2 separate regions of the Homo sapiens genome follow, and region 2 is linked to region 1. A link is an interaction called in ENCODE POLR2A ChIA-PET data of the cell type or tissue named here. Cell type or tissue: IMR-90. All regions are shown on one strand. Links, peaks and the distances in the headings refer to the core of each region. The heading gives the core; the rest is flanking DNA.

Region 1 (10,654 bases), core at 1,485-9,484:
TGCCTGGCAAATTTTTTGTATTTTTAGTAGAGATGGGGTTTTACCTTGTTGGTCCAGCTGGTCTCAAACTCCCAAGCTCAAGTGATCCTCTCACCTCAGCCTCCCAAAGTGCTGGGATTACAGGTGTGAGCCACCATGTGTGGCTTTATCCAGTGTTTTAATCAAATACTCACTGTTTTTCCTTAGCTTTTCACAACTTGGACATGTTGAGGTCCTTTCAACCTGGTTCTCTTTCCTTTGACATGACACGTAATCTCTGAAGCTTTTCTTGCTTTCTGACACAAGATGTCTAAGGTTCACTTTGTGCTTTTCCTGCCAAATACCTATCAACCGAGTCTTTCAGCTTGCTTTATTGAGGATTAGAATTTAGATACAGAAATCTGGGTGTTATATGTTCTTACTGTTAGAATGCCCATGCTTTTATTGGACAGCCATGGGAAGCATACAGATTTTGATTTTTATATTGGTATTTCCAGTTCGAATTTAACATCACAGAGTTTTTACTATGAGCTTATCCTTTTTTCTCTAACGTTGAAAATTTACATTCTTAGCAACATTAATATAATTGCATTATCTTACAGTATAAATGTAGTTTGAAAATAACACTAATAAGCAACTGTAGCTTTATGTTTGGTTATGGTTTTTTCCTTAAAATATATCCACATAAGCATGTACAGTTGACATTCTAATTTGGAAGGCCATTTGAAAAGATTTTCTCTGATTATGTTATATGTTTGATAATTAATTTGGGTTGTTTGCCTGAAATTCTTCCTTTAAGAATTGCTTTAGTTTTTTATTTAATGTATTTTTTTTTTTTTTTTTTTGAGACAGAGTCTCGCTCTGTCGCCCAGGCTGGAGTCCAGTGGTGCGATCTCGGCTCACTGCAAGCTCCGCCTCCCGGGTTCACGCCATTCTCCTGCCTCAGCCTCCTGAGTAGCTGGGACTACAGGTGCCCGCCACCACGCCCGGCTAATTTTTGTATTTTTAGTAGAGACGGGGTTTCACTATGTTAGCCAAGATGGTCTCGATCTCCTGACCTCGTGATCTGTCCGCCTCGGCCTGCCAAAGTGCTGGGATTACAGGCGTGAGCCACCGCGCCTGGCCTATTTAATGTATTTTTTAACATGTAGAACATTTATGTGAACATTTATGTAGTTAAAAAATCTGATCTGTGTTAAAAAGTTATGTTCACAGCTTCACTTTAATTCTGTTCCTCCACGAATTTCTCTCTTGCCCCAGTTGTTTTTGCTTTGTTTTTCTGATATTTCATTTTTGCAAATGTAAGCATATGTGTATATTTTTGTTTCCCTTTCCTACACAATAGGCAGCGTTCTATGCACACTGCTCTGCCGTTCTATGCACACTGCTCCCTTTTACTTAATTTATTCTGGAGAGCGCTTCATTGAAGTGCGTGCTTGCAACTCATCTCCTAATGATGAACATTTGGGTTGTTTATATTCTCTTGGCTGTTATAAATATTGCGGCAATGAATAACCTTGTGGGTATATTGTTTTTTATTTGTGCAGATACAGCTTTAAGATAGATGTGGGGTGAAAGGTAAACACATTTGTAGTTTTGTTAGTGTCAAAATGTTACATTTTCTTTTTAAAACTTTTTAATTTTTTGTAGAGATGAGGTCTCACAGTGTTGCCCAGGATGATCTTGAACTCCTGACCCCAAGCAGTTCTTTTACCTGGGCTTCCCAAAAAACTTGGGATTACAGGCGTCAGGCATCAATACAGCCTAAAAAAATTACATTTTCAGGCTCAGTGTGATGGCTCACACCTGTAATCCCAGCACTTTGGGAGGCTGAGGTGGGCCGATCATGAGGTCAGGAGTTCAAGAACAGCCTGACCAACGTGGTGAAACCCCATCTCTGCTAAAAATACAAAAATTAGCCTGGCGTGGTGGCGCGTGCCTGTAATCCCAGCTACTCGGGAGGCTGAGGCAAGAGAATCACTTGAACCTGGGAGGCAGAGACTGCAGTGAGCTGAGATTGCGCCACTGCACTCCAGCCTGGGTGACAGAGGGAGACTCCGTCTCAAAAACAACAGCAACAACAACAAAAAAACCCGTCTCTACTAAGAATACAAAAATTGGCCAGGCATGGTGGCCTGCGCCTGTAATCCCAGCTACTCCTCATGAGAGTCACTTGAACTTGGGAGGTGGAGGTTGCAGTGAGCTGAGATCGCGCCATTGCACTTCAGCCTGGGTGACAGAGTGAGACTCCATCTCAAAAAAAAAAAAATTACATTTTTAAAAGGCAGATCTGACCATGTCAGCTTTTTACTTAAAACTCTAAATGGTGGCCAGGTGGGTGCGGTGGCTCACACCTGTACTGTACTCCCAGCACTTTGGGAGGCTGAGGTGGGCGGATTACCTGAAGCTGGGAGTTTGAGGCCAGCCTGGCCAACATGGTGAAACCCCGTCTCTACTAAAAATACAAAAATTAGCCAGGTGTGGTGGCGCATGCCTGTAATCCCAGCTACTCAGGAGGCTGAGGCAGGAGAATTGCTTGAACCTGGGAGGCGGAGGCTGCAGTGAGCTGAGATCACACCCCTGCACTCCAGACTGGGCAACAGAGTGAGACTCCGTCTCAGAAAACAAAACAGAAAAACTCTAAATGGCTTTCCAGTGCCTTAAGGACAAAAGTTTATAATGTAGCCTCAAGGGTACACATATAGTTGGTGTACATATAGCTTTACATCCCTTAACAATGGGATACATTCAGAGAACCTCGTTGTGTACCTCATAGAGTATACTTACACAAACCTATATGGGACAACCTACTAGGCACCTAGGCTATGTAATATGGCTTAATGCTCCTAGGCTACAAACCTGTACAGCATATGACTGAACTGAATACTGTAGACTATTGGAACACAGTGCTGTGTAGGTATTTATTTATCTAAACATATCTAAGGACAGAGAAAGTACAGTAGAAATGTGGTATAAAAGAGAAATGGCATGCCTGTGTAGGGCACTGAACCATGAATGGAGCTGTCAGGACTGGAAGTTGCTCTGGGTTGAGTCTGTGAGTGAGTGGTGAGTGAATGTGAAGGCCTAGAACATTACTGTACACTACCGTAGACTGTATGTAAACACTACAGTTAGGCTACACTAAATTTATAAAAAGTTTCTTCAGTAATTTACCTTAGCTTACTGTAATTTTTTTAACTTAATAAGCTTTTTAACTTTTTTTTAAACTTTCTGTCTTTTTAAATAACACGTAGCTTAAAACAGCCTCATAATATGGATCCACTGTAGTATATGTGGTCTGTTGTGTTGACAGAAATGTCATTAGGTGGTGCATGACTAATTACTTTTGGGCCTCAGCCTCATCTTGTACTGTTTTTCCCCTTGCTTTCCTTTGCTCCAGTTGTGTGGGGCCTCCTTCATTCTCCTGTGCTCACCATATTCTCCACCAGGAATCTTGGCACTTGTTCTTTTCCTCTGCCTGGAATGCCTTTCTTTGTTAACAGTTATTCCTGGTCTTTAGAGTTTGGCTCAAGCATCACTTTTAATGAAATTTTCTGTGTGCGTGCTTGCACATTTTCATAAGATAAAGAGATTGGACTGTACTGATATTCATCACCGACTCCAACAAGCATCAGTTGTCTGAAGTGTTTTTTTTTTTTTCCCCAGTCTTGCTCTGTCTCCCAGGCTGGAGTGCAGTGGTGCGGTCTCAGCTCACTGCAGTCTCCACTTCCCAGGTTCTAGCAATTCTCACTCCTCAGTCTCCCAAGTAGCTGGGAGTACAGGTGCGTGCCACCATGCCTGGCTAATTTTTTTGTATTTTTAGTAGAGACAGGGTTTCACCTTGTTGGCCAGACTGGTCGCCATCTCCTGACCTCAAGTGATCTGCCCTCCTCTGCCTCCCAAAGTGCTGAGATTACAGGTGTGAGCCACCGTGCCCAGCCTGAAGTTGTTTTTTTGAGACGAGGTCTCACTCCAGTTGCCTAGGCTGTAGTGCAGTGGCACAGTTTTGGCTCATTGCAGCCTCGACCTTCCCGGACTCAGGTGATCTTCCCATCTCAGCCTCCCGCGTAGCTGAGACTACAGGCATGTGCCACCATGCCTGGCTAGTTTATTTTTGTATTTTTAGTAGAGACGGGATTTTGCCTTGTTGCCCAGGCTGGTCTCGAGCTCCTGAACTCAAGCAGTGTACCTGCCTCAGCCTCCCAAAGTGCTGCCTCAGCCTCCCACCTGTGCCACTGCACTACAGGCATGAGTCACCGTGCCTGGCTGTCTGAAGTTCTTGAATTTTTTTGACTTTTCTGCAGTCAAGTCCTCTTGGTGCTTATCAGAATTACAATGTTATATTAGTTTATGTGATTTAATTAATTTTAGTTTTCCCACAAAGGCTGAGTTTCATGAAAGCAGAACCATTCCTGTTTTTGCCTGTAATTACTTTTCTGGTATCTAGCTCAGTGTCTGAATTGTGAGGGCTCAAGCTACCCTGTGCAGTAGCGAGAATTAAATAATAAGAAAATTGAGGGTGTCTGGTTGGTTAAATGTCTTGTCTGCACAGGTGTTTGTCATACAGTGATTATTAAGTAACAATTTGTTGACTTTTATTTATTTATTTTGAGACAGAGTTTCGCTCTTGTTGCCCAGGCTGGAGTGCAATGGCGCGATGTTGGCTCATCGCAACCTCCGCCTCGTGGGATCAAGCAATTCTCCTGCCTCAGCCTCCTGAGTAGCTGGGATTACAGGCATGCACCACCACACCCAGCTAATTTTGTATTTTCAGTAGAAACGGGTTTCTCCATGTTGGTCAGGCTGGTCTTGAACTCCCCACCTCAGGTCATCCGCCTGCCTTGGCCTCCCTGGGATTACAGGCGTGAGCCACCGTGCCCGGCCTTGTTGACTTTTAATTGTAATATTTTTTTCAGGATCACATAAGGTTTAGAAAAATGAAACCCCTAGGATGGATAAAGGAAAACGTATATGGGATATGTGTGTGTATGTATTAAGGCATTTGTTACAGTGATTTGAGTTCACACAGTGTAGGAGGAGCTGGCTTAAGCAGTTTTTTTTTTTTTTGAGATGGAGTCTTGCTCTATTGCCCAGGCTGGAGTGCAGTGGCACAATCTTGGCTCACTGCAACCTCCGCCTCCTGGGTTCAAGCGATTCTCCTGCCTCAGCCTCCCGAGTAGCTGGGACTACAGGCGTGCGCCACCATGCCTGGCTAGTTTTTTTGTATTTTTAGTGGAGACGGGGTTTCACCATGTTGGCCAGGCTGGTCTTGAACTCCTGACCTCGTGATCCACCCGCCTCGGCCTCCCAAAGTGCTGGGATTACAGGCGTGAGCCACCGTGCCCAGCCGTTAAGCGGTTTCTGTCAGGCTGTTGTCTTTGTGATTGATGCTGGAGTTTGAAGTCCACAGGGCAGTCATTTGAGAAAGGAAGATGGATGTAAAGTGGGGAAGAAGAGGACACAGGAAGCCACAGGCAAGGTACATGGAAACCATGCTAGTTCTAGTTGCCTTTGTTCCTGCTTGTGTGGGTGGCCTGTAAGAGTTGGATCCTTGGCAAATGTAGCCCAGGAGGCAGAGAAGCTTAAGGAGAGCCCAGAGGAAGGTGGAGTGGATGCAGCTGCAATTCTAGGCCAACCACTGCCTCACACGAATGGGGTGAGTCAGAAGATGAGCAGCAACAGTGTGTGCAAGCTGCAGGGTGGTTGCTTTATCTTCTGCACCCTTCAGTTGCTGCACAAAAATCTCTTGTGAGCCATGCAAGTTGGAAACATAAAGGAAAGGAAATTCTGGGGAATGTAGTTCAGCTCAGCCAAGTTCAAACCATACAAAGCAGAATGATCAGCTCAGGCTTTTAAATTTTTAGCTCAGGCTACACGTAAGGGACCCGAAGGTTTCTGTGACTGCTCTAAAAATGCAAATGTAATTCCTAATTTGTGGGTGAGATCATTGATTGGTAGGAATGGAATCCTGAAAATTGGATTGGAGGCATATGGTCAGATTCTGTTTAAGCTGGAGTCCTTAAATCCTTAAATGCTGCTCTGCTGCCTTTCCCGGAGAAGCAGCCTTTCCAACCCTTCCCAGAGGAACTTAATCTCCGTTTGCCTGAAAAACCTGTAATTGGCCTCCCTTTGGGTAGTTGCCCAGCACGGTACTGTCTTCCTCAGAATCTGCCCTGTAATCCTTCTTTCTTGTAGATCTGTGGCTGGACTGTAGTTGCAGCAGGCCCCAGAGAGTGAGGTGACCCATGAGAAAGGTATGCTGCACTCTAAAAGATTGTATAGTTTTGCCACTGTATAGTCAGGAGCCTGGAGGAGTATTTGATTTGTGGCAATGGATCTTAGGGGTATAGTATAACAGTGGAAGGAACATAAAGTTGAATCAGGCAGAATTTATTGATGTGGGCTCACTAAGCAGAGATTCTGGGTTCAGTGTTATAGTTCAAGGAGATAGAAAGGACTCTTAACAGTTGGGTTAATTGACTGAGGCCCATCCACAAGGCCTGATGCCTCGGTTAGATTTTTTCTGGCCTAACAAGGAACTCCACTGACCATTCACTCACCTTCTATGAGAGTCTATATTTGGCCTGGCGTGATGGCTAATACCTGTAATCCCAGCACTTTGGGAGGCCAAGGCAGGAGGATCACCTGAGGTAAGGAGTTTGAGACCAGCCTGGCCAACATGGCGATACCTCATCTCTACTAAAAATACAAAAATTAAGCGGATATCATGGCCCATGCCTTAATCCCAGCTACTCGGCAGGCTGAGGCAGGAGAATCGCTTGAGCCCAGGAGGCAGAGGTTGCAGTGAGCCAAGATCATGCCACTGCACTCTAGCTGGGGTGACAGAGCGAGACTCCGCCTCAAAAAAAAAAAAAAAAAAATTAGCCGGGTGTGGTGGCTTGTGCCTGTAGTTTTAGTTACTCGGGAGGCTGAGGTGGGAGGATCAGTTGAGCTGGGGAAGTCGAGGCTGCGGTGAGCCATGATCGTGCAACTGCGCTCCAGCCTGGGCAACAGAGTGAGATTCTAATAAAATATTAGTTCATAAGGAAAGGTTCACCTAAATGCATAGCCCTTAAATAACTTGCATTGTTGGTGGAACTGTACTTTGCTAGGACCTTTTTGGAGGATGGCTGCACTAAAACAGAATTTAAAATGCATGTGCTCTGTTGATCCAGCAGTTTCACTGCTAGGATTTTATTGTATAGATGAATTTGGACAGTATACAAATACGTTATGTTTAAGGTTTTTCATTATATCAGTGTTTGTGATCGAGAAAAATTAGAAACAACTGTCCAATAATGGAGTTAAGGTAGAGTAAATGACCATTATACCCATACACTGGAATATTGTGCCACTGTTAATAATAAGAGGTTGATAGGAAAAAAAATTCATACAGCCATCCCTCCATATCAGGGAATTGGTTCCAGGACCCACACTCCGCCTGCCTCCCCGCCTGCACCCCACCCCATGGATACCAAAATCCATGGATGCTCAAGTTTCTTATATAAAATGGTGTAGTATTTGCATATAATCTATGCATATCTTTCTGTATACTTTAATCTCTAAATTACTCCTAGTATGTAATACAGTGTAAATGCTATACAAATAGTTATACTGTATTGTTGAGGGAATAACTACAAGGAAAAAACTTTATGTGTTTGGTACAGATGAAACCATCATTTCCCAAATGTTGAAAATCTGAGGTTAGTTGAATCCACAGATGTGGAGCTGAAGGGATAAGAGGCCAAGGGCCAACTATATTACACAAAAAATGTAACATTTAATAAGAGAAGCAAGTTGTGGAACTGTATGTTCTTGCTTATGTTGAGATGTTATGTGTCTGTTTTAAGCCTTTGCCTAAAAATACTTTGCTAAATTCCTAACAATCTTTTCCTTTTATTAATACATAATATTTTACATCTTTATGGGATGCATATGAATACTTGTTGCATGCATAGAATGTATAATGATCAAGTCAGGGTACCTGGAGCATCCATCACCTTGAGTATTTTATCTTTTTGTTTTTGAGATGGAGTCTCGCTCTGTTGCTCAGGCTGGAGTGCGGCGGTGCGATCTTGGCTTGCTGGAACCTCTTGCCTCCTGGGTTCAAGCAATTCTCCCGCCTCAGCCTCCTGAGTAAGCTGGGATTACAGGTGTGTGCCACCATGCTGGGCTAATTTTTGTAATTTTAGTAGAGACAGGGTTTCACCATGTTGGCCATTCTGGTCTGGGTCCCCTGACCTCAGGTGATCCGCCTGCCTCAGCCTCCCAAAGTGCTGGGATTGCAGGTGTGAACTACTGCGCCTCGTTGAGTATTTGTCATTGCTGTGTGCTGGTAACATTTCAAGCCTTCTCTTTTAGCTACTTTGAGATATACAGTATATATTTGCTAACTATGGTGACCCTACTCTGCTAGAGAACATTAGAACTTTCTAACTGTATGTTTGTACCCATTAACCAACCTCTCTTCCTCACCCTTCCCAGCCTCTGATACCTGTTATTGTATTTTCTATTTCCATGAGGTCAACTTTTTTTTTTTTTTTTTATAGCTCCCATGTATTTGTTAGAACATGTGTTATTTGTCCTTCTATGCCTGGCATGGCTTATTTCACTTAACATAATGACCTCCAGCTTCACCCATGTTGCTGCAAACATTTTATTCTTCTTTCTGGCTGAATAGCATTCCATTGTGTATACATGCCACGTTTTCTTTATCTCTCTGCTCATTGATGGATACTTAGGTTGATTCTATATCTTTGCTTTTGTAAATAGTGCTGTGGTAAACAGGTGAGTGTATGTATCCCTTTGATAATACTGAATTCTTTTCCTTTGGATAAATAGCCAGTAGTGGGATTGCTGAAGTATGTAGTAGTTCTATTTTTAGTGTTTTGAGAAATCTCCGTACTGTTTTTCATAATGGCTTTACTAATTTCCATCCCAGTGTATAAGAGTTCCCTTTTCTCCGCATCCTTGCCATCTTCTGTTGTTTGTGTTTTTAATAATAGTTATCCTAACTGTGGTAAGGTGCTATCTCATTGTAGTTTTGATTTGTATTTACCTGATGATTACTGATGTGAGCATTTTTTCATATATCATTTGGCCATTTGTATGTTTTTTGATGTCCTTTGCCCACTTTTTAGTGGGATTATTATTATTATTTTTTAATTGTTGGTTATTTGAGCTTGTTGCATATTCTGGATTTTAGTCCTTTGTCATGAATGGTTTGCACATATCATTTCCCATTCAACAGGTTGTCTCTTCACTCTGTCATTTGTTTCCTTTGCTGTGCAGAAACTTTTCAGCTTGTTCTGTTGGTTATTGAAAGAGATGTATTAATACTTTGATTTTGCATTTGTCAGTTTTTCCTTAGTTCCGATACCTTTTGCTTTATACATTATCTTATGAGGGTGTGTTCTTAGATGCATTGGTATTTAGAGCTATGTATCAACCAGGTCTTTTAAAATCACTGTAATCCCAGCAGTTTGGGAGGCTTGAGGTGGGAGGATCACTTGAGTCTAGAGTTTGAGACCAGCCTGGGCAACATAGCAAGACCCCATCTCTACAGAAAATTTAAAAAAATTAGCTGTGTGTGGTGGCACACACCTGTAGTCCCAGCTACTCGGGAGGGTAATGTGGGTGGATCACCTGAGCCTGAGAGGTGAAGGCTGCACTCAGGAACCCTGATCATACCGCTGCACTTAGCCTGGGTGACAGAGTAAGATCCTGTCTTCAAAGCGGGGGAAAAAAAAGAAAACCACTATTAAGTGTTCTTTTTAAGGGGCCAGTATTATTAGAGGTAAAGTTTATTTAGCTTGATATTAATGTTGCTGCAGTGTTTTCCTTTGGTTAGTATGTGTAGGGTATATCCTTTTTTACCCTTTAATTTCAGTCTTACTTATTTTTCCAGCATGTGTTGCTTAATGATGAGAATATGTTCTGAGAACTGCGTTGTTAGGTGAGCATTATAGAGCATACTTGCACAAAACTTAGATGGTGTAGCCTTTGACACACTTAGGCTAAATGGTAAGCCTATTTGCTCCTAGGCTGCAAACCTGTATAGTATGTGACTGAACTGAATACTGTAGACAGTTGGAACACAATGGTAAGTAATTATGTATGTAAACACAGAGAAAGTACAGTGAAAACCTGGTATAAAAGATACAGAAATGGTCCACCTGTATTAGGGCACTTACCATGAATGGAGCTTGCAGGATTGGAAGTTGCTCTGGGTGAGTGAGTGGTGAGTGAATGTGAAGGCCTAGGACATTATTGTGCACTATTGTAGACTGTGTATAAACACTGTACAGTTAGGCTACACTAAATTTATAGAAAAATTTTTCTTCAATAATAACTTAACCTTAGCTTACTCTCCCCTAACCCCCAATTCTTCAATCCAGTCTTGGCTGCTACAGTCAGACAGCGAAGACACTTTTTTCTTGCATCTGTATTAGAAACCGTGTAGCTTTTTTACTTTATGAAGTTCATAATTTTTAAATTTCTTGACTCTTATAGTACTTAGCTTAAAACACAAACACATTGTACAGATGTATAGAAATACTTTCTTCCTGTTATTTTGTAAGCCTTTTCTATTTTAAAAATTTATTACTTTTGTTTTTACTTTTTAAACTTTTTGTTAAAAACTAAGATACTTGGCCAGGCGCAGTGGTTCATGCCT
Region 2 (10,654 bases), core at 1,863-9,862, 160 kb after region 1:
AGTCAGTTTCTCTCTGTCTCTCTTCTCTCCCTCCTTTCCCTTCCTATCTCTCTTTCATGGCATTCTGTTCTAGTTCCATGAAAGCAGTATCTCCTCATACCTCTCTAAGGATATTAACCATATTTTTAAAATGTCTTCTTTCTGCACAGTTTCTGTTCACCCCAAGTGGCTTCCCCTTCCCCTTCCCCTGTTGCTTCTCTCTCCTGTTTATTTTGGGAGGGACTTAGCAGAACATCAGTGGGGCTTGTTAACGCTGAGCTCCCCTATAGAGTGATCCTGCTGGGGCCATTCTGTTAGCAAGATTGCTCTTTCTGGCTTGTCACATTTACCAGAAAGCATCCTCTTATCTCCTATCAGGAGGAGGGATGAAAGGCTCAGTGTTCTGGGAGCTGGGTAGGATCATACCTTTTCATGAAATTACCCTGATTTCATTTTGGCACTCTTACTTTCAGCCACGTATTTCTCAACCAAGAGAGCCCATTTGTCACCTCAGGGGTGGTAAGTTCAATCACTCAGCATGTGGAGGTGGGAGGGAGCCTGGAGATCAAACCACTTTGTAAACACATCACACTCTTCCTTATAGGTGCCTGTATTACTACTTCAAGGGGGCTTCTGGAGCCACTGGCTCCCAGTCATTTGAGGATTACTTGGGATAAACCAGTTGGTTCTCACATTTTCCAGCTCTGGCCCAGATCACGCTTGTGTGTCTGTGGAGTCAGCCTCCACTCCCCTTCCGCTTTTACAGCTTCCAAACATGTTTTTGTTTTGTTTACTCTTTTGTTTTCCCCATCATTAAAAAAACAAATCCCTTTGCTGTCATTTCAATGGCTCTATTAGGGAGTGAAATTGCATGCATGTGTTTAAACTGCCTATTTGCCTGATTGTTGAGAAAAGTTAATTTTATGTTTGTAATTTTACAAGGAAGACTCCTTTTAAAATTTTACTTAATTTAGTGAACTGACAAAATGCCATGTGAATCTAGTTTTCTGCTTTAAACATGCATGTTTTTTTTTTTTTTTTTGAGATGGAGTCTCGCTCTGTCACCCAGGCTGGAGTGCAATGGCGATCTCCACTCACTGCAAACTCTGCCTCCTGAGTTCACGCCATTCTCCTGCCTCAGCCTCCCGAGTAGCTGGGACTACAGGTGCCCACCACCACGCCCAGCTAATTTTTGTATTTTTAGTAGAGACGGGATTTCACCGTGTTAGCCAGGATGGTCTCAATCTCCTGACCTCGTGATCCGCCCACCTCAGCCTCCCAAAGTGCTGGGATTACAGGCATGAGCCACCGCGCCCGGTGAAACATGCATTCTTAACCTTTATAATACCTCTACAGTTGTAATGACAAGTTCAAAGTTATTTCCACAATATCTGTCTGACTTTGCCATTGGAGTATGAGAATGAGAACAATTGTGCCCAGTTGAATCTGACCACTTTACACCAGAGGTAGGAAGTGGTGGAAAAATTGCCCACGACTAAGACCTAAAAGGATGATTTTAAACTAGGGGCAGCTAGCTAGGAATCTTAGATCTGAAATCCTGGATGATATCCTTCCACTCCACATGAAAAACCCATCTATAATCTAATGTCCCATGGGACCCAGTCTTGCCTTCAGTGAATGCCGTAATAATTGCAAAAAGCAAACTCCAATTGTTACTTGCATCATTTGAAAAATAATTGAGGAGATCCACTTCACAACCCAAGGCTACTCATCTAAAACCTCCTTTGCTAGCCCGGCTTGGTGATGTGCGCCTGTAATCCCAGCTACTCAGGAGGCTGAGGCAGGAGAATTGATTGAACCCGGGAAGCGGAGGTTGCAGTGAGCTGAGATTGTGCCATTGCACTCCAGCCTGGGTGACAAGAGTGAAATTCTGTCTCAAAAAAGCCCAAACAACAACAACAACAACAACAAAAAACCCATGCTTCTCCTCCCCAAATAGCCCTCCAGAGTCTTCCATCACTCCTTTTGAGGCCCAGCCCATGTGGCTCTGCTCCCCACCCTCCTTCTCCTTGTCTCTGAACTCCTTGCTACATAGCGTGTTGCAGCATGTCTGGTTGAATCTGCATCGCTTTATTTTTTTCTCCTGGTGCTACATCAGCAGCTGGGTCTAACCCAGAGGCTCTTTCTAGCGGGTCAGGGAGGTGGAGAGTCCAACAGGGTAAGAAGAACATTTTTCTTATCTAGCTGTGGAGTGACAGAGAGAGGGCTGGCTAGGGACATAAGAAATCATATCTCCTTTATACTTCATGTAAAAGATCTGATATTATTCCAGATATATTTACCTGGAATAAATCCTCAAGATTAAAGCCTTATGGTTTTTTTGGGTAAACATTTGCAGTGATAAGGCATAAGAGACATCACTTTTCATTCCTATGTTCTTTTTGCTTTTCTATTTTCACTTTCTGAAACAGAAAAGTAATGATCTTTATTCCTCTTTCCTTATGTATGTGTTGTCATGATTTTGTTACAAATAATCATCTTCAGGTAAATGTATTGTATTAGTACAAGGTTTTAGATATCAATTAATTAATTCATCCATTCATTCATTCAACAGGCGTTTGGTTCTTCTCTCTCCAGGCCTGGGCTGACATGAAACTCATCGTTATAATGGTATATGATGAGGTGGTGGAGTCAGGGCCTCAGGCAGGGATAAAGCTCAGAGGGAGAAGATAGAGTGGGGCTGGAGGAACCTGTAAGGACCACTGCCCCATTCTGACACCATGGCCCTTTATTTATTTTTATTATTATGTTTTTGAGATGGAGTCTCCCTTTGTCACCCAGGCGGGAGTGAAGTGGTGAGATCTTGGCTCACTGCAACCTCCACCTCCCACGTTCAAGTGATTCTCCTACCTCAGCCTCCTGAGTAGCTGGGATTATAGGCGTGCACCACCACAGCAGCTAATTTTTGTCTTTTTAGTAGAGATGGGGTTTCACCATGTTGGCCAGGCTGGTCTCAAACTCCTGACCTCAAGTGATCTGCCCACCTTGGCCTCCCAAAGTGCTGGGATTACAGACATGAGCCACCGCACCCAGACAGGCCCTTTAAAGAAGACCTCAATGACCACTTCCTGGAGAGGAAATCTGGTGCCTTTGGCAGGGAATGATTTATTTCTTTATGTTGATAATAACCATCTGCTGGAGTTGAACCAAGAATTATATGTCTGCACTGAAGGAAATCATTTAGGAATATTTCTCTATATTGCAGAGCCCTGGATATAACAACATTGCAGCAACAAATATTAATTGCAACAAGTGTTTTTGGCAGGTTACCGTCTCGTTTACATATCTCACCTGAATGAGGCTCCTCTTTTTCCGACCTCTCTCTGGACATTGTAAAAGAAAATAAAATTTCAGGGCCCTATAAATTTTTATACCATGGGGGAACTTAAGCCTGGAGACTGAGTCACGTAGCATGTTGTTTGCAATTCTGCTTCTTATTATAGCTTAACTCTCTTACTCACTGTTCTTGTCCTAGAATTGACTAGGAGAGACCAGATACCAGATCTACCCACCTTCCAATCACTGATCTTGGTTATAGATTGACTGCCTCATTTATTGTCCTGTACCTAACTCAGACCAGATGGTACACAAGACTTGATGATGTTGCAGGGTAAACCCTGAAACGGGGGCTTAGCCCAGGAGGCCACATGGGTTTTTTGGCTTTGCACAGGAAAGAATTCAAGAGTGAGCTGACAGAGAGAGTGAGAGCAAGTTTATTAAGAAAGTAAATGAATAAAAGGGCGATTACTTCATAGGCAACCCTCAGGGCTGCTGGTTGGCTATTTTTATGGTTGTTGCTTGATCATATGCTAAACAAAGTGTGGATTATTGATGAGTTTTCTGGAAACTGGTGGTGAATCCTCAAAACCCGGGGTTCCTCCTCTTTTTGGACCATATAGGGTAACTTCTGGAAGTTACCATGGCATCTGTTAACTGTCATGGCGCCAGTGGGAGTGTCTTTTAGCATGCTGATGCACTATATAATTAGCATATAATAAGCCATGAGGACAACCAGAGGTTGCCTTTGTAGCTGTCTGTGTTCTAGCTGGTTTGGACTGGCTTCTCTGCCACATCAGCAGGGTCTTTGTGACCTGTGTCTTGTGAAACAAGTCCTTGCAAACTCCTATCTCAATGACAGTTATATCTTCAGTGTGGAATGTAAATATACTTTTCCTGAAAGGAAAAAAGCCCTGGCGATTCTTTCGGTGCCGCTTTGCCAGCTGGAAACCTCTGTCCGGTGGTGCCTTTGCTCGGGCTTTGCTTGGTTCTGGGCTTGGCACTGGGCTCACTCCTCCCACTTAGCCTGGCGGGCTGCGCTCAGTTCTTGCTACTGTCCCAGATCCTTCACCTTCTGTGGGCAAGCCAGGTGCAGAGCGGCAAAAGGTGTGTGAGCCAGTGAGCAGAGGGTCCGGCCACAGTGCACAGCCAGTCATGCCGGCTGTTGTGGTTGGGTGGGCAGCTCTAGGTGCCAGCACAGGCATGGGCTCCATGAAAGGCTGCAGCTGGACCAGGTGTGCCTTGAATGGCTTCCACCTTGGGTGCTGGCATCTGGATGAGGGCAACACAGTGGCTCCCAGAAACTCGGAGACACAGCAACCCTGGAGCCCCAAGCGGGTGTTACAGTGGGTCACAACTCTGGCTCAGGGAGTCCCGAGGTCTCGGCCCCCAGAGGGTCACAGCTCTTCTCTCATAGTCTGGTGAATGGGAGTGCATCACCGCCTGCAACTTGGTGGGCCAGCCAGGAATATGTTTCAGCTCGTTTGCCCACTGCTGCTTCCTGTCACATGGGGAGGCCACCTGGCAATGGCAGAGGGCAGGAGGGCTACAGTGTTACAGCTCCTTTCTCACCCACTGTTTGGTGGGTCTTGGGTTCTTGTCCAAGAAGAATGAGGTTACATGGACAAGCGGAGAGTCAGCAAGGCAGAGAAGAGTTTTATTGAGTGACAGAACAGTTTTTGACATGAGAGGGGACCCGAAGTGGGTAACCCATATCTGAAGGTGGGTAGTCCCAACATGTAGCTGAGTCCAGGGGTTTCATGGGCTCAGAATGGGGGAGTGTGTGCTGATTGGTCCATAAGCAGTCCTGGAAAAAGCACCATTTGACTGGCTATAAAAGCATCAAGGAAGTTCTCACTCAGGTCATGGACTCTACCTGGAGCTGGCTGCCTGGTTTTCAGGCTTCAGGCTGTCTATGGCTTGAAGATCAGGTTTCATTGGGGACCTGCCCCTGTCTGCCTAGGAATTTGTCTGCCTTCTACTGCTATCAACACTTTGGCTCATCAGATTGTTGTAATTATGCATTCAGCCTTCCATAGAAAGATGTTAGGCCAGGTGCAAGCGGCTCACACCTGTAATCCCAGCACTTTGGAAGGCCAAGGCAGGCGGATCATGAGCTCAGGAGGTCGAGACCATCCTGGCTAACACGGTGAAACCCCGTCTCTACTAAAAAATGCAAAAAAAAATTAGCTGGTTGTGGTTGCAGACCCCTGTAGTCCCAGCTACTCAGGAGGCTGAGACAGGAGAATCGCTTGAACCCGGGAGGCGGAGGTTGCAGTGAGCCAAGATCATGCCACTGCATTCCATCCTAGGTGACAGAGTGAGACTCCATCTCAAAAAAAAAAAAAAAAAAAAAAAAGAAAGATGTTGAAATTCTGTTAAGCTTCCCTAAGCTTTGTTCATACAAGCAATCCCAAACTTCTACTACACTTTGAAGCACAGATTTCCATTCTTTGGAATACATTCTTCCCAAGTGGGCTGTCCTCAACTTTGTACTGTTGGGATAAATTCTCTTTGAACTAGATTCTGAACCTTTTGATTATTTTAGGTTGACAATACTGTTGGGACATTGGCTTTAAAAGAGACCTGAGAAATCACAGGCTTGGGTGGCTTTCCTTTCATGCTGGGCATCAAATTTTCCAAATTTTCCTAGTGGAGGCTCCTGCACCAGAGTCAGGATTTCTGCAGAGATCACAGGGTGAGCACGTTCTTAAGGTAAACGTGAATTAAGCAAATGCACAAACATATGCACAAACAACTTTTGCTGTCAGAGTCATTCCAATTTGCAGAATCACTGGGCTTGAAATGACTTCCCTATACCCTGTGTTCAGGTGGAGTGGAGCCACCAACAGCTAAGACAGGAGGCAGGAATAGTCTAATTTCTGAACAACTGACCTTTGTCCAAAAATGAGCGCTGACTGGCAACCTTGGTTTACAATTGTGCTTTCCACCTCACACTACCCAGAGGAGGAGAATGGCAAAGCCCAGAAAACCAGCCAACCAGCAGCCACTCATCAGAATCCCTGCAGTCACTCAAGAATCTGCAGGTTAGATAGAGCATAATTTCCAGGAGGGATTATTTCACTCTCCTGTTTGAGCATACAGTTGGAATGAGGGGCCTTTGCTCTCTCTTTCCAGGAAATTTCCCCTGCAACAATTTTTCTGCCCTTGCTTCATTCAGCAGACATCACTGAGAACGTGTTCAGTGGGAATAGGATTGTGCCTCTGTGATACTGTGAAATATATATTTGGGCTTCATCTGTTTCCTGGCACATGGCTCATAAAACACTTGGAATCTCCAGAGTGATGAGTCTTTTGTATGTCAATGAAATGACTGCTGGTTGGGGGCCCCTGAATAGCCTCAGGATGGGGCTGGTTCCCAGGGGAACCAACCATGTGGTCAGAGGGTTGGAACTTTCAGCTCCGATGGGACCTCCTGGGAGGGAAGAGGGGCTGAAGATTGAGTTGACCACCAATGGCCAATGATGTCATCAGTCATGCCTACATAATAAAGCTTCCATGAAACCCCAAAAGAGCAGAGTTTGGGGAGTTTCTGGCTAGCTGAACACGTAGAGATTCCTGGAGGGTGGTGTTCCCGGAGAGGGCATGGAAGCTCCATACCCCTTCTCTCATATGCATCTCCCTAAGCATCTCTTCATCCTCAGACATCCTTACATAATCTGTATCCTTTTTCATATATTTTATAATAAATGGATAGATGTAAGTGAAGTGTTTCCTTGATTTCTGTGAGCTCCTGTAGCAAATTAAACAAACTTAAGGAGAGGGTCATGGGAACCCCTATGTATAGCCACTGGGTCAAAAGCACAGGTTAAACAACCTGGGGCTTGGTTGGTGTCTGAAGTAGAAGAGGCCGTCTTGTGGGACTGATCCCTTAACCTGTGGGATATGACCCTACATATCCCAACCTGCCTGCTAACTATAGGCAGGTTGTGTCAAAATGGAATCGAATTATAAGACTCCCAGCTGGTGTCCACTGGAGAACTGGTTGATGTGTAGGGAAAACCCCCACACATCTAATGTCAGAAGTGAGTGGTGAGTGGTAGTGAGAATAGGAGAAATACCTTGGTTTTTCCTGTCTCTTAGCCTCCTTCTACCTGTAGGGGCTTAGGTCTCAAGGGGAGAGATGGCAGGTGGAGATAGTCCCCTCTGATCCCAGGTGGCAGGTCCATCAGCACTGATGTGGTCCCTGTCCCCATCTTTCCCCTTATGGCACCCAGCACTCAACCTCCCTTAAGCTCTCCATGCTGAGCAAATAGATGTCTCTGCATGCAACTGATACCCTCTGTGTTTCCCAAGAGACACAGACAACAAAGAAGAGCCAGAGGGTCCAGGTAGCCCTCAGACCACCTCTTTCCCATAGGGACGACTGCCTGCTCTCTTGTTTGCTTCCACTTCCAGGTGGCCTCTGGAGGGATGGGGACAAGGAGCTTGGTGCCTTTTCTCTGTTGGGATGGCATGTGCTCAGGCCCGGGAGGAGGCCTGCTCATGGCCCGTGGACTACAGGTTACATGGCAAGTATGATCAATGCCACCAGGAATAGCAGCAGCTCTCTGGAGGCTGAAAGCTATTATAGGCACCCATGATGCTGGGCTCTAATGACAGCCCAGAGAGGAGGCTGCAACACGAGCTTGTCCCCTGAGACTCAGAGCTTTGCCCCCTACAAGAATCTGTCCTTCATGACCAGCCAGCATCTGGTACTTGCCCCTCCAACAGCAACAACAGCAAATCGAATTGCAAAGGGCTTCCTCGCTACCAAGCACGTTCACTTGCTCGACCTCATCCCTGCCATCCGTAGGCCTGTCCCTTGAATGGGGATTCAAGGGCCTAGGTGGCCAGCTACTGCAGCAGGTCCCTGAGCTAGACTCTGAGCACAGAATCCCCACTCCATGCACTGCCTGTGGTCAGAGCTTCATTCTACTCGCCCAGTTTGTTTAAATCCCACACTTCAGAACAATCACGACCAGTAAGTCCCTCTACCCTGAAATTGCAAAACAAATGGCCTCAGTGGAAAGAGTGTGTGTGTCCATCTTTCAGGACCGGCCGGTGCCCTTTCTGGCCATTTCCACTTCTCATACAGAGCAAAGCCACCAAGTGGCAGGTTTTATGAAGTCAGCCTGTCCTGAGAACGTAAAAGGTTTGGCTGAAGTGGGACATATGTAAACACAGGATGTGAGTGTCTGGAGGGTTTCTAAAACCTTTTCGGGTTAACCTTCATGGCCTGCCCTGTCCTGGCCCTGCTGCGTGGCCTCAGGATCTAGTGGGGCTCATGGAAGGAGGTCTGTAGTTTTCCCTGGGAATAATTGCAGAGTATTCCTGTCTTTTATCATCAGGAACCTAATACACATCCTTAGGCAGCAGTTCAAACAATTCCCAGTAAATTCTGGCCTCAGTGAAGATGATGAAAAAAGGCCTGGTCACTTTTGCAAGAAAGCCCTTCCTGGACCTCTGGATGTGGATGCATCTTTCTGCCAGCGGGAGGTTCTCCCCTGAGATCCTGTCATTGCCCACTCAGCCCTTCTGCTTGTTGGAACTCCTACCCAGTACTAGACAAAAACACAAACTGGCAAGCCACAGAAAAGAGACGGAAAGGCTGACACCCCCACAAGGAGATGCTAAACCTCACTTGTCATCGGAAAAATGGATTGCCGGGGCATCTCTGGAATTGGAGGGGCCTGGGTGTCCACCAAAGCAAAGATCCACATGGTGGATGCAGCATCTAGAGTGCAGGGGACTAGATGTTTATGAAGCGTAACAGAATCAGTTAGAAAAGGGAAACTGCACTACCTGCGACAAACAGAGAGAAGAGCATGCAGAAGTATCTTGGCTATGCCAGGTTCAAGAGCAAAGAAGACACAGGCCAGGTGCAGTGCTGTGCATTGTAAATCCCTGCTATTGTGGATGCTGAGGTTGGAGATCGCTTGAGCTCAGGAGTTTGAGTCCAAGTCTAGCCTGGGCAACATAGTAAGACCCAGTCTCTAAAAAAAAGAAAGACAATTTAGGAAGCTGCAGACAACAAGCCTGGGAATGTTGAACGTCACTATAGGTTCTCATTTCCAGCATCACAGTGTAGAGAGGAGTGGCCTTGGGCTGAGACCCAGAATCTGACCCCACAGCAGCAGAGATGGATATTGAGAGCACTGCGCTGGGGGAGGAAAGAAAAACACAAGATGATTCATGAGATAGGTGTGCAACATTATCTTTATGCAATTAAAAATATATGTACACACACAAGAAGACCCCACACATGGGGTGTGATGGTTAATACTGAGTGTCGACTTGATTGGATTGAAGGATGCAATATTGATCCTGGGTGTGTCTGTGAGGGTGTTGCCAAAGGAGATTAACATTTGAGTCAGTGGGCTAGGGAAGGCAGTCACCTTAGTCAGGTGGACACCATCTAATCAGCTGCCAGTGAATATAAAGCAGGCAGAAAAACGTGAAGAGATGGAACGGGCCTAGCCTCCCAGCCTACATCTTTCTCCCATGCTGGATTCTTCCTGCCCTCAAACATCAGACTCCAAGTTCTTCAGTTTAGGGACCCGGACTGGCTCTCCTTGCTTCTCAGCTTGCAGACAGCCTATTGTGGAATCTTGTGATTGTGTAATCTTGTGATTGTGTAAATTAATACTTAATAAACTCCTCTTTATCTATCATCTATCTATCAATCTATCGATCAATCTATCTACCATCTACTATCTATCTATCTATCTATCTTTCTATCTACCTATCATCTATCTGTCTAATTAGTTCTGTCCCTCTAGGAGAACCCTGACTAATACATGGGACAATGACACACACAAACCAGTCTACACAATAAAAGCCTTAGAGTGAATTCCTAATGCTGGAGGAGGGGGAAAGGTAGGGGTGTGGGGATACAAAGGGGCATAAATAAGCAAGCACCAATAACAAGAGGGGAGCCTTGTGTGGACAGTAATCCCAATGTGCCGAGAACCTCTGCCCAGAGGATTAGAAACCAACCACACCAGCCATGACATGACACTGGTGCACACCCACCAGAAGGACTCTGATCCTAAAGGTGGGAAAGCCAAGCTCAGGAGAAGAGGTGGAATAACTGGAAGTCTCTGTGCTGCTGGTGGGGATGCAGACTCATACAGCCATTTGAGAAATTGAATTTGGCTGATTGTCCTAAAGCCGAAAAATTGCACATCTAGGAATTCCAAGGTGTATCCCAACGGATCCTATGTTACCCAAAGACACGACCAGGAATGTGCATAGCAGCACTAGTTGTAACAGGTGCTGACTGGGAATAGCTCCATCACCCCTCAGAAGTAGAATGCGTAAATCATTTGTAGTATATTTACACAACATGATACTACACAGGGACAACCTACAACTA

What was found. ChIA-PET counts read pairs that join two places held together with the same protein. Peaks named below come from ENCODE experiments on the same cell type or tissue, not always from the same donor. Only the 100,000 strongest peaks of a DNase experiment are listed, where the experiment ranks them.
Region 2: POLR2A ChIA-PET joins it to region 1 with 6 read pairs; 4 of 35 experiments call an interaction of 5 or more read pairs at or near these places.

The regions. Positions count from the first base shown.
Region 1 is chr9:88,394,004-88,404,657 of GRCh38, forward strand. The region is part of intron 1 of SPIN1 (spindlin 1); the gene reads left to right. Among named protein-coding and RNA genes, the nearest start is that of SPIN1, 11 kb to the left of the region's middle. RefSeq lists enhancers at 1,394-1,894, 1,895-2,395 and a silencer at 2,039-2,263. In IMR-90, for the core only: no CTCF peak of the experiment used is centred there; DNase peaks (open chromatin) are centred at 3,348, 5,618 and 6,198; H3K27ac peaks cover 3,275 bases.
Region 2 is chr9:88,551,470-88,562,123 of GRCh38, forward strand. It overlaps a transcript of NXNL2 not described here. Among named protein-coding and RNA genes, the nearest start is that of NXNL2, 22 kb to the left of the region's middle. In IMR-90, for the core only: a CTCF peak has its summit at 8,387; no DNase peak of the experiment used is centred there.